Regions from separate parts of the Homo sapiens genome. Here all the other regions are linked to region 1. The links are chromatin loops, found by intact Hi-C in ENCODE. Cell type or tissue: GM12878. All regions are shown on one strand.

What was found. Hi-C counts contacts between places; a loop is a spot of excess contacts. Peaks named below come from ENCODE experiments on the same cell type or tissue, not always from the same donor. Only the 100,000 strongest peaks of a DNase experiment are listed, where the experiment ranks them.
Region 2: a loop joins it to region 1, with 4 times the contacts of the local background. A loop is called at or near these places in 6 of 110 quality-filtered maps.
Region 3: it touches region 1 in a loop (2.2-fold over the local background); 33 of 110 quality-filtered maps call a loop at or near these places.

Annotation. Positions count from the first base shown.
Region 1 is chr17:65,567,794-65,570,293 of GRCh38, forward strand. No RefSeq gene overlaps it. Among named protein-coding and RNA genes, the nearest start is that of AXIN2, 7.4 kb to the left of the region's middle. RefSeq lists enhancers at 1,070-1,139, 1,260-1,309. In GM12878, no CTCF peak of the experiment used is centred here; a DNase peak (open chromatin) is centred at 1,425; H3K27ac peaks cover 232 bases.
Region 2 is chr17:65,913,440-65,915,939 of GRCh38, forward strand. The region is part of intron 19 of CEP112 (centrosomal protein 112); the gene reads right to left. LOC105371867 (a long non-coding RNA gene) reads left to right here. Exons shown (of 4, transcript XR_001752977.3): 4 at 282-361. Among named protein-coding and RNA genes, the nearest start is that of CEP112, 280 kb to the right of the region's middle. In GM12878, no CTCF peak of the experiment used is centred here; a DNase peak (open chromatin) is centred at 1,552; H3K27ac peaks cover 788 bases.
Region 3 is chr17:65,793,186-65,795,685 of GRCh38, forward strand. The region is part of intron 21 of CEP112 (centrosomal protein 112); the gene reads right to left. Among named protein-coding and RNA genes, the nearest start is that of AXIN2, 230 kb to the left of the region's middle. In GM12878, a CTCF peak has its summit at 1,520; no DNase peak of the experiment used is centred here.

The sequences.
Region 1 (2,500 bases):
CATTTTTAGAAAAGGAACTGGAAAATAGAAAGGAATCCCCCTAAAGTCGTCACGCCAACCTGCGACGCGTGTTCCTAAACCGCCCCCCGTAGACATTTTTCTCACCTTCTGATATCTTATTTTGCTCATTTTAAACAACTTCTGGAAAGCAAAGTTTAGCTGAGCTTGAAATAAGTTGCCTTATTCACCTCTGGGCACAGTGGCTCATGCCTGTAATCCCAGTACTTTGGGAGGCCGAGGCGGGTGGATCACGAGGTCAGATAGAGCCCATCCTGGCTAATATGGTGAAACCCCGTCTCTACTAAAAAAAATACAAAAAGTTAGCCGGGCGTGGTGGCACGCGCCTGTAATCCCAGCTACTTGGAAGGGTGAGCAGGAGAATAGTTTGAACTCGGGAGGTGGAGGTTGCAGTGAGCCGAGATGGCGTCACTGCACTCCAGCCTGGGGGACAGAGCAAGACTCTGTCTCAAAAAAAAAAAAAAAGAAACCTGGGCCACATCTAGACTCCGCCTTCTCCCTCAAACGCCTCCATTCATTCACCCAGCCCTGTTGATTCTGCCTCTAAAAAAATCTCCCACCACCACCTCCTGCTCTGCAAATCCACAACTGCTATCAGGGCCCTTGCCAGGGACAGCCAAATGTTCTAATGATGCTTCACACCTACAGTTTATAGCCCTAACCCCTGACCCCCCTCACGCAGTGCTGCAATGGTAAACGCTGTGCAGTGCAGAGCCACCCATGTCATTCTCCTGCTTCAGATCCTCCCCGGCTGCACATAACCTTCAGGATAAGGCCCAGAACCCTATGTGTGGTGCACAGGTAGCCGGCCCAAGCCCAGGCCCTTTTCCAGCTCTATTTCTTTTTCTATCTTTTTTTGTTTGTTTGTTTGAGATGGAGGAGCCTCGCTCTTGTTGCCCAGGCTGGAATGCAGTGGCCCAATCTTGGCTCACTGGAACTTCCGCCTCCCAGGTTGAAGTGATTCTCCTGCCTCAGCCTCCAGAGTAGCTGCGACTACAGGCGCATGCCACCACGTCTGGCTAATTTTCATATTTTTAGTAGAGACGGGGATTCACCATGTTGGCTAGGCTGGTCTTGATCTCCTGACCTCAGGTGATCCACCCACCTCGGCCTCCCAAAGTACAGGAATTACAGGCGTGAGCCACCATGCCTGGCCCTCCAGCTGTATTTCTTGCTGACACCCCCTTGTCCCTACCATATGCATGGTGGATTGCCTCTCCTTTTCCTCCCTGGCCGACTGCCCTCCCTCTGCCACTTCTTCAGTCCTCTCCCACCTCATCCCCCGAGACCGGGCTAGAGCCCATCCTCCTACTTCTGTGGCATCTGGGGCTCACCTCTAGCAAACACTGTGGTTGATCTACTTCTCTGTCCCACCCACTCAACCATGAACTCTCTGAGGACAGGGACCGTGTTTTGTGATACTTGCATCCCTTGAACTAGATTGTGGGAAGGAGGGACCTGGGCGATATTTAATAGCTGGTGAAACCTGTGTACCGGCCAATCAGAACTGATACCAGCCTAGGGTCTGGAACAGGGTCTTGGAAACCCCCTGCCAGAGTCAAGCCAGTAGTCGCTGTGTCACGAGGAGCTGTGGTTGGCATCCTCTAAGTTGGGCCCTAATGATCCCTGCTTCCTAGTTCCACACCCTGCATACTTCCCTCCCCTTGAGCATGGATAGCATTTGACTCTCTCCTAATAAATAGAGTATGGCTGATGTGACAGCACATCCACTCCACATTAGGCTATCGAAAGGCTGCGATTCCTTCCTTAGGTGCTTTCCCTAGAATCTTGAGGCATCCCTGTTGAGGGACCCGTGTGACGAGGGACAAGCCCTGCCACCAACCAAGTGATCTCAGAAGCCGAACGCCACCTAGGCAAGCCTTGACATGATGCAGGTCCAGCTGCTGGCTTGCTGGTAGCCTCATGGAAACCTCAAGGAGGAGGCACCCGGCTAAGCCATGTCCAGATTCTGGACCCACAGATGAAGATGTATCCTCTGGGGAGGGGAGTGGTGAAAACTGACCTGCTGATGAGACTTCGCCCTGTCAGTTAACATTGCTAATGGTAAGAACCCAGTTGCAAGACATACAGGTTGTGAATCTTTTCTATACTTTATTTTTTTTATGTTTTCTTTTTCTGAGACAGAGTCTCGCTCTGTTGCCCAGGCTGGAGTGCAATGACGTGATCTCAGCTCAGTGCAACCTCTGTACCCAGGTTAAGGTGAATCTCCTGCCTCAGCCTCCCGAGTAGCTGGGACTACAGGTGTGCACCACCATGCCTGGCTGATTTTTGTAGTTCTAGTGGACACGGGGGTTACACCGTGTTGGCCAGGTTGGTCTCAAACTCCTGACCTTGAGTGATCGGCCAGCCTCAGCCTCCCAAAGTGCTGGGATTACAGGCGTGAGGCACCATACCCGGCCCTTTTCTGTACTTTATGAAATGACAGCACGTTGATGGTCAATGACGACAAGCATAAGCTATT
Region 2 (2,500 bases), 350 kb after region 1:
TCTGGTCTTACTTTCTGAACACTTTAATAGAAATAGGCACAAAAAAATTGTAAAAAGCAGGCAGTGTGTCAAGAACAGAAATAGAATGTGTCATTTGGGGATGGCCATGTGGCTCCCAGATTAGATGTTTGCTACATCCATGAAATCTGTCAATCAACAGTTCAGTTTACGCATGGAAGTTCTCCTTATTTAAAAGTTTAATGTTGCTGTGATAACCGCTGTTAGAGATGGTACCAGGGCCTGCCAGCATACACTGCTTCTTTATTCCTTTTCCTCTCCAGCCAACCATCAACAGCCAGGACTACTGCCTGCTGAAGCTCCCGAAGCTCATGATACAGGGAGAGCAGAAGGCTGGAAACACAGCTGTGATTAGCAAGCTGATAGATGAAGCAAGGCTGGAAGCAGGCGCTATCTCCTGTGGTTATCTTCCCATTTAACACTTCAAAACACTTCTCCAGCACCTGTAGGTGATGAGTGACAATTATCCTGAGTTTTTAAAACTTTTTGAAAAATGAGCTATTACTTTCTGTGGTTTTATCTGCCAGATCTCAGTTGAAACTCAGGAAGAAGCCAGATAGTCAAATGCTTCAAAAGGGTTTTTTTTTCATGGTTCAATAATGGACAACTCAAGCCACACAAATTGAGAAAATTAACTAAATTTAATTAAGATTAATTAACTAATTAACTAAATTAATGAACTCCATATAGATGGAGTTCAAAATTTTTAGAAAAAAACATGTCTTAACTGCATATTTTAATTCATTTTACTTTATGTGTTTCTCTACAACACATTCAGTTCTCAATGAGATGTCTGTGTCTTAATCTAGTATGTTACTGCTTTTGAATGAACATGAAATATAAAAATCATGTAAGTTTGCCAGCTACAGTTCGTAATTTAGAAGGACAAATAGGTCAACCTGGTTATAAACTCTTCCAATATATAGCACTGTGTCTTTACTTTCTTTTTATTTTCCTTATCTTGCCTACCACAATGCTTCGTAAATTATTCATCATTTTGAATGAAACAAGGTGGCATTCGAAAAACAGAATTACAAGTAGGTGGAAGACAGCTGCTTCATCTTCCCCATCACCAAATTGGCTGGTCCACCTGCAAAGACCCTGCCTTACCTATGGCTTGAACGCATGGCTGGCCTTGCAGCTACCTAAGGCGAGTCCCTTCATCTGTACACTGGATTCCATCCTTTCTTGCCAAATTAAGCATGCTGCTCTTGAAATTATCCCATCACTCTCTGCATCATCAATATTTTCTTCTCTAGTGGATCAGTCTCATCAATAAGCAAACATGTTTTTAGCTTATCTCATTTTAAAAAAACTTTCCTTTGACCACACACGTCCCTCTAGATACCACTCATTTCTCTGCTCCCTTTTCTTTCAAAATTCCTCAAAACGGCTGCTCACAACGCATTGTCTGTCCACCCACATAATTCAGACATTGGTTCCCACATTCTACTGAAACCAGTCTTGTTGAGGTGGCTAAAGACCTCGCCATGCAGCAGTCAGTTCTCAGTCCCCATCTAACTTCCCTTCTTGGCAACACCTGAAACAAGTGGTTACTCACTTCCTCCTTCCTGAAACACTGCACACGGCTTATGGGAAATCCCACCTTCTTAGACCTTCCTTTTACCTCACTGGTTGTTCCTTCTCAGTCTCTTTTGCTGCTTCCTCCACCTCTTCCTCATATGTAAGTGTTGGCAGCCCCTAGACTCAGTCCTGGAAGTTCCTTTCTCTTCTCTCTACTCATGTATCAGTGTCTGTCACCACCATCCACCTGGTTGCTCAGTTGGGAAACTTTTAAGTCACATTTTAGCCCACTCTTTACCTTACATTCTATTTCACAACCATTGACAAGTCCTGCCTGCAAAATAGATCCCAAATCTGACTACTCCCTGTCTCCCCCACCACTCCCACCCTAGTCCCAGCCCGGTAACCTCTAACCAGCCCACTGCAATCATCTCCTAACTAGGTCCCCTGCATCCTCTCCTGCCTCCATCGTAATCAAAGCTCCACACAGCAACTGGAGAGATCTTTCAAAAATGCAAACTAGGCCGGGTGCAGTAGCTCACGCCTGTAATCCCAGCACTTTGGGAGGCTGAGGTGGGTGGATCATGAGGTCAGGAGTTCGAGACCAGCCTGGTCAACATAGTGAAACCCTGTCTCTGCTAAAAATACAATAAAAAATTAGCCAGGCGTGGTGGTGGGTGCCTGTAGTCTCAGTTACTTGGGAGGCTGAGGCAGGAAAATCGCTTGAACCCAGGAGGCGGAGGCTGCAGTGAGCTGAGATCACACCACTGCACTCCAGCCTGGGTGACAGAGTGAGACTCAAACTCAAAAAAAAAAAAAAAAAAAAAGAGAAAAGCAAACCAGATCTTGCTCAAATGCTCCAGTGGCTTCTCAACACACTCAGAATAAAATCCAATCTCCCACCATGGTCCATAGGATGTGACAAAATCTACCCTGTACTGTACTTTGGCTCCTACCA
Region 3 (2,500 bases), 230 kb after region 1:
ATAATATTCCATTGTTTGGGTAGTACAGTTTATTTACCCATTCATTTATTCAGAAAACCAAATACCGCATGTTCTCACTTATAAGTGGGAGCTGAATGATGAGAACACATGGACCCATGAGGGAGAACAACACACAATGGGGCCTGTTGGAAGGTGGGGAGTGGGAGAAGGGAGAGCATCAGGAAGAACAGCTAATGGATGCTGGGCTTAATACCCAGGTGATGGGATGATCTGTGCAGCAAACTACCATGGCACATGTTTACCTATGTAACAAACCTACACATCCTGCGCATGTACCCCTGAACTTAAAAGTTGGAAAAAATAAACAAAAAATAAAAACTAAAAATGTCTTCCTCTAATTCCTACAAGAACTCACACTTTATCTCACATATTCTCTCTCTCTCTGCCCTTGAGGCAACAGGTGGCAAACTTACCTAAATCTGCTTTGCTAATACTTTGAACATAGACACATTTTCCTTTATTTCTCAGCCTTACTTAGTCCATCATTTATGAAAACTGGATCTAAAATTGAGATAAATCTGTACCCTCTAGGTTTGTTAATATATTCTTCTGCTCCAATAATTGTTCTACAGAAAAATAGCATTTGTGTATTCCTGGAAAAGTTCTTCTGGAAAGGATAATCTTTGTTGTACAATAATCCTAACTTCATTACCTTTCTCTTATTCCTTCAGTTTGACCTATATCTTATTTCTCTGTGAGTGCCCCCATTCTACTCTCCATAGCTACGAAGCAGTGATTATGGAAAAGAACTATTCCTGATGAAACAAAAAGAATGATAGTTTTCTTGAATAATTCAGATATTCTCTTTCCACTGAAACTTCTGTCTATTCAACATTTATGGAATGCCTGCTATATTCTAGGTAGTCTTCCAGGCACTGGGGATACAGCAGTGAACAAAACGGGCAAAATTTCTGTTGTCATAGAAGTTACACTCCGATGGGGAGTAATAAAAAGCTGTATTGGCATGTATAGTCTTCTGTTGTAGGGTAAACTCACTTAAGGCCATATTCTTAATAATCATTTTCATCTTTGTACGCATCCCCATGACAAAATATTTCGCAAACCATAGAAAAAGGATAAATATTCATTAAAAGAATAGACAAATGATCTGTTTCATAGCTTCAATCTTTCTCCTTCCACTGGCTCATTTCCTTTGCCAAATCTGAAGACAGAATAAGCTACTTCTCAAGCTGCTTTCTCCTTCTTTCCTTTCCTTCCCTCTATAATGCATTTAAAGGTTAGTCTGTGCCTACAATTTCTACTCTCTAATTTCTCCACATCCCACCACTTTACTGAAATTGGTTTACTGAGGGTCACCAATTACCTACAGGAAACTCCCCCTGGCGAAACTCTCAACTTCTCTAATTTCAGAAAAATATTTCCCATTGCCTACTAGAAAGCTCCAAATGGGTATCCTGATGGCATTAAACATGTGAACTCCATCATTTTCTCCTTCGAATGTACCTTTCCTCTATGCTCCCTCTGTAGGTTGATGGACGGCATGACAACCTTGGACACCCTCCTCAAGTCTCCCTTTCCTTTCCACCCACACCCAGTCAGGAATCGCACCTGCGGCTTCTACCGTCTCCCCTTCCACCACCACTGCCTTAGTCCAAAACCTGTGTCACTTCCCAAGACAACTGCAATAGTCTTTCAACCAGTGTTCCCTTTCAACAATAACAGTGGTCACTTAGAATGTGAGATCCACAAGGGTGGGGACTGTGATCTGTTTTGTTCATTGATATATTCCAAGTACATGGAACAGTATCTGACACAAGGCAGGTATTCAACAAACGTGTTGAAAGAACGAATAAACTAAGTGCTAGGCATATAAAGCCCTTTAATATATACTCTCTCATTTGATCAACACAAAACCTATGAGGCTGGGATTGTCATCCTTATTTTATAGATGGCAACACTGTCACTTGGTAAGCTGTCCTAGTCACAGAGCTCATAATAGTGGGAGGTAGGATTTGAAGCCAGGTCAGCCAGTCTCACTCTGAAACACCAGCTCATGATCACACTACTAACTGTCTAAACCACTGAGATTCTTAAAAATTGGTTATTATGATTAAAGGGGTAGCTACTATTTAATGAATTCTTACTAGGTGCCAAGGCTTTGCATAATTACTTCACCAATTACAATTCTACAGGAGAGGTATTACCCCATTTTACAATTATGTAACCTGAGGCTCAGTGAGTTTAAGCAACTTGTCAAAGAACAGTAAGCTATAAAGCAGGAATTCAGACTCCAAAATTCTAGACTACCCCTGGTTTCTTACAAGTACTATACTAGAATTATTTCTCTAAAACTCACCATTTTGGCTGGGCACAGTGGCTCATGCCTGTAATTCCAGCAGTTCAGGAGGCTGAGGCAGGAGGATCACTTGAGGTCAGGAGTTCAAGACCAGCCTGGCCAACATGGCAAAACCTCTTCCCTACCAAAAGTACAAAAATTAGCTGGGCATGGTGGTGCGCA